Regions from separate parts of the Homo sapiens genome. Here region 2 is linked to region 1. Evidence: read pairs that join two places in POLR2A ChIA-PET (ENCODE). Cell type or tissue: OCI-LY7. All regions are shown on one strand.

What was found. Peaks named below come from ENCODE experiments on the same cell type or tissue, not always from the same donor. Only the 100,000 strongest peaks of a DNase experiment are listed, where the experiment ranks them.
Region 2: POLR2A ChIA-PET joins it to region 1 with 6 read pairs; 2 of 35 experiments call an interaction of 5 or more read pairs at or near these places.

The regions. Positions count from the first base shown.
Region 1 is chr11:19,431,250-19,433,749 of GRCh38, reverse strand. It overlaps a transcript of NAV2 not described here. Among named protein-coding and RNA genes, the nearest start is that of NAV2-AS5, 75 kb to the left of the region's middle. RefSeq lists a silencer at 1,162-1,362. In OCI-LY7, no CTCF peak of the experiment used is centred here; DNase peaks (open chromatin) are centred at 189 and 959; H3K4me3 peaks cover 1,635 bases; H3K27ac peaks cover 1,557 bases.
Region 2 is chr11:19,295,492-19,297,991 of GRCh38, reverse strand. All of the region lies in intron 4 of CSRP3-AS1 (CSRP3 and E2F8 antisense RNA 1), which reads right to left. Among named protein-coding and RNA genes, the nearest start is that of E2F8, 56 kb to the right of the region's middle. In OCI-LY7, no CTCF peak of the experiment used is centred here; no DNase peak of the experiment used is centred here.

The DNA.
Region 1 (2,500 bases):
GGTCACAACTGCAAGAAGTTAATATAAAGGCCCCAGTTAGCTTCAGGGGCCTAATCAGAGACTCCCCATGGAGCTAACATTCTTCAACAAGCAAGCCTGTTGCTGGCTCACAAAATGCTTGGTCCATACCACCGCCTTTCAGTTGAGCAGATGGGGGTTTTGATGTAAATTGTGCTGGCATTTGCTGCTCTGAAAATAGATTTGTTTTTGCCTCCTTCCAAATTCAGTCCTAAAAAGCAATAGTCAACAAGTTTCATTTCCTCCTTTTAGGCAGGTCAGCAGGACCAGATATCTGTTTGCTATTAAAAGGCACAAAATAAAGCCAAGGATCTCATGCTTGCGGGGCACCTTGGGCTTTACCTTGTTGGTGCCCCATCAAATGCAGAAATTTCCTCTAGAGAATTCCAGGTAGAGCATCCTGTTCTGCTTGCCCTCTTTGATGGGGAGCTCACCACTTAATGAAGTAACACATTCTAGTGTTAAAGAGTACTTCCAGTTAGAAAGCTGAAACTGACCTCCACAAACATTCCATTTTTCAGTCCTGTATCTGCCCTTTAGAGGCATCCTCTCAAAATATAGTGCCATCTCTACATATTGACCCTTCAGGCATTTGAAGACAGAATTGAAGTCTGAACTCTTATCTTTTCCTTGTCTCTGCCCCAAAGTCCTCTATACAGCATAACTCCCAGGACTCTTCCTCAGAACATACTCCAGCTTGTCAATGTCCAGTGAAAACTGAAGTGACAGGAGCTGGCCACAGTTTGAGCAATATGGAAAGGAATGGGGTTAACATCAGTGCCTTCAGGACACTGTGGTTCTGGGTGAGCTGGACTCTTGTGTTTGGGTTTGAGGCATTTTGAAAAGTAAGAATTGCCTCAGAGGACAGCAGCAGCTCTCCTCAGCTGCGGTAAGAGTTATTGGGGAGATTCAAATGAGGGTAAAGAACACAAGAACCTGGGCCTCACAGAAACCCTGGAATGGATTAGTACTGGAACATGCTTTGAAACCTGCAGGGAAATCTAGAATTCAGTGCAGTCTCCACTACAGGGACACCCTAGCTGTACCTTGGGGGCCCCAGCTCCTTCCTGGTTGACTTCTGCTGCTCTCCATACCACCCACTCCCCCACTGCCTCGCTCTCCATGCTCCATGTCTTCTCAGTGGCTGCTTCATCCTGGCTTTCACCTCCTCACTGTCCATGACGCCTTTTGGCTTCTGCCTGCCTTCTTGTGAGTGTGCCATTTGTGGTTTTTTTCCCAACATACTCTCTATGACTTAAATTCAACACTTCCACAGGGAGAGAATATGATCTTTTCCCTTAATCACCACCAACTCAGTCATGAAATGTTTTAGCTGCAGTTTGTCCTAGCAGCTGCTGATCAGCCTATGGGTTAGTTCAAATGCTCTCCCCTAATCAATAAACATCAATTAACAATGATGACAGGGGTGGGCCACAGGAGAGGAAAGTGGCAATTTCTACAGAAGGATTCTGGGTTTTCATCACATTCACAGAATGTGAATTCAAGCTTATCAATGCTTTTTTTTTTTTTTTTTGGTCGGAGTTTTGCTCTTGTTGCCCAGGCTGGAGTGCAGTGGTGCAATCTCAGCTCACTGCAACATCCACTTCCCGGGTTCAAGTGATTCTCTTGCCTCAGCTTCCCAAGTAGCTGGGATTACAGGCCTGTGCCACCACACACAGCTAATTTTTGTATTTTTAATACAGACAGGGTTTCATCCTGTTGGCCAGGCTGGTCTCGAACTCCTGACCTCAGGTGATCGGCCAGCCTTGGCCTCCCAAAGTGCTGGGATTACAGGCATGAGCCACCGCACCCAGTCTTATCAATACTTTCGACAACCAGATCACACTATGATGTATGTTGGAAAATGTGATGTGTGTTATGGCAAAATCCAAAAGCTGTGTTTTTCCTAGCTGCTGCTAAGCCAGCACTCTCTACCTTGCACCTATATGTGCAAATCTTGGCTTACTATATTTCATCTTGATAGACTCTACAGAAGGTCCCAGTCCTGCAAATTTGCTCTTAATCTAAATTCTATCTTCCGACACCAGGCATTTGTTTGTTTGTTTGTTACTCTCTGCTCTGTAAATTCCAAAGGTTCCTTACAGCCCTATCAGAACCACAAGGAGAGGAAGGAGACCAAGAAGGATGGGGTCAGCACCCAGCCCCAACCTCACTTTGGCCAGAAAAACTGTTCTAGTGCAACAGAATTCCAGGTAAGAGTTTCTTGGAACAATATTTTCTGAAACAGAAATAAAATTTGAAAACCATGGAGGCAGGGTCTTTTTGTGGCTTCTGTGCTCAGTGGTTGGTCTCATTTCTCAGCATAGCATGCTTGCCCACCCCCAGGACCTCCTCCTGCGGCACACTAAGATGGGTACACTGCAGTGCCCTGTCACACTTCCAGCTTCAGCAGTCGTTAAACGCAGCAAAGAACTAGAAGAATGACTGCTTACCTTCGCTTACCTTCTTGCTCCAGGAAGCA
Region 2 (2,500 bases), 140 kb after region 1:
TTCTCAAAATTATCAAAGTATCAAAATAAGGAAAGACTGGAAAATTATAACTAAGAAGACACAACAACTAAATGTAATCTGATATGCTGGATGAAATCCTGGAACCGAAAAAGGGACATTCATGGAAAAGCTAGTGAAACCTGAATAAAGATTATAGAGTTTAACTAACAATAGTAACCTGTCAATGTTTGTTCCTTAGTTTTTCTGAACGTACTGTGGTGATGTAAGATGTTAACAATAGGGAAAACTAGGAGAGGGGAACATGAGAACTCTTCGTATTAATTTGTAAATTTTCTGTAAAAGTGAAATTATTCCAAAATAAAAAGTTTATTTTTAAAAAATCTCAATGGAGGCACTAGATGCTATTGTCCTTCCTGTTGAATCTTCTCTGAAGAAGCAAAGGGAATATTTTGTTTTTAGCCAGGATAGTCAATTTTTAAGCCAGGGGCAGGAGCTTCTCTGCTTCGGCTCATAAAACCCCACACCAGGTTGCCTGGTGGTGAGAGCCATCCACCTCTTCCCATCCAGAGTCACTCTGCCTTCTCCCCATCAGCAGCACCACCTGGCTCTTTGAACTCAATAAAGGCATCCTTTATTGTGCATCCAGACAGCTGAGGGTCAGAGGGCAATGGCAGCCTCATCCACTGCTCTCTTGAAGCCTGGCTGGTCAGATCCCCTCTGGGCAGGACCACTGCTGGGGCAGGATTTCCAGTGCTCCCAGTAGATATAGATAAAGAAGCATGGGTGTATGTGTGTGTGTGTTTGAGTGTGTGTGTGTGTGTGTGTGTGTGAGAGAGAGAGAGAGAGAGAGAGACAGAGAAAGACAGAGAAACAGAGAAAGAGAAAGAAAGAAACAGACACACAAACGGAGAGAGACAGACAGACATACAGGGAGACAAACACAGCTGATCACTGAGTGAGGACATTATGGTGAGTGACCTGAAACGGGCTCCTAGAAATAATCTCTCAGTAGGGAAGCATCAAATCCCTTTGGAAACCAATGAAGCAGGAAAGTGGTGTTGACCAATCTATTGTGCAGGCCTTTTTTATTATCAGTAAATAATGAAAGGCTGAAACTGTCCTATTACCAAGACTAATAGTTTCCGTGACTCTCTCCCTCTCCACACCCCACCCTCTGCCGGCTTTTGGTGACCAATTTTTTACCCTGCATTCTGCCTCTGATAACACAGTAGTCCTTTCTCTTCCAGGCCTCTCTCCTTCCATCCTCCTTCTCCTCTTTGTCTGCCTTAAAGGATTATTCTGCTTCCCAAATGTGGACACTCACATTGAGGTCTCATCCCTGCCTGCATTCTTGGAAGCAGCCGTAGCCCACAAAGCACAGTCCCCCCAGGCCATGCCTCCAGGGCATCTTCAGGGCCCAGGTGGTCTGCTGGCTCCGGTACTTCTACAATGAGTAGAGTTATACAATAAGTACAATCAGGATAAAGACTAGACTCCCAGCACTCTTCCTTCAGAGTAACATTGACACATTTACTCATAAAATGAATCTTCCCTTCTCAACTGATTCTCAACTGGTTTATTTAGGGAAGGTGAAGTTTCCACTCAGGAAACAAAAATAACATCAGAAATTTTAACAGAGATCATTTAGTGTAAATCATTGCTCACCAGGAATTGGAGAACTGAGATGGCAGAGAGGATAATGCTGAAGTTTCACAGAGATAACTACAAAGTGGCTATGCCACCATGGCTGGAGGAACAAAGAGAAGAGTCTAGGGCAACTAGGACCTAGAGACATGAAGGAACCCTTCACAGAGATGGAGCCCAGGCCTCTGAGGAAGGTATGCCAACAGGCCAGGGCTGGGATCACCAAGGAGGGACAATGGGACTGGTTCTGAGAGTGTGGAAAAAAATGAAGACTGGAGCCAGCTGCTCCGCTGAAATGAACTGCCACTGCCAAAGCAAAGAAGCATTGTTGGAGTGATGCTGGCAGGAACTGGAAGCAAACAGGAAGAGGCATATCCCTTTTCTCTTCTCCAGGAAGCAGTCTCCACATAGCACCTTCTAATAGCGGAATCTGATATGGATCCATTTGGCAAAAGGAAAAAGGGTTTGCAGAATCCCATCCCAGCATCACAAAGCTGAGTATTAAACAGTAGGTGTGAATTTGAGGCACAGTAGCAAGAAACCAATGGAAAGAGAAGGAAAAAGAGTATACCTGTATAAATGTACAACTTATCAACTGACTGTTTCATAGCTAAACTATGTGAATGTATATTCATGCATGAATACATCATGTTTTAATGATAACCCCCAATTTCAAATAATAATATCTAGTATTTACTGAGACTTTGCCAGGTACCAGACAAATGCTAAACTCTTCACATGAATGATCTAATTTATAAGAACCCAAAAAGGTAGATAGCAAAAAAATCTTAATTTTACAGATGTGAAAATTAAGACTTAGAGAGGCTAAGTTGCATATGATCCTCAGAAAGTAGTAGAGTCAAGACCAGACCCCGTAAAGTTCATGCACAGTCAC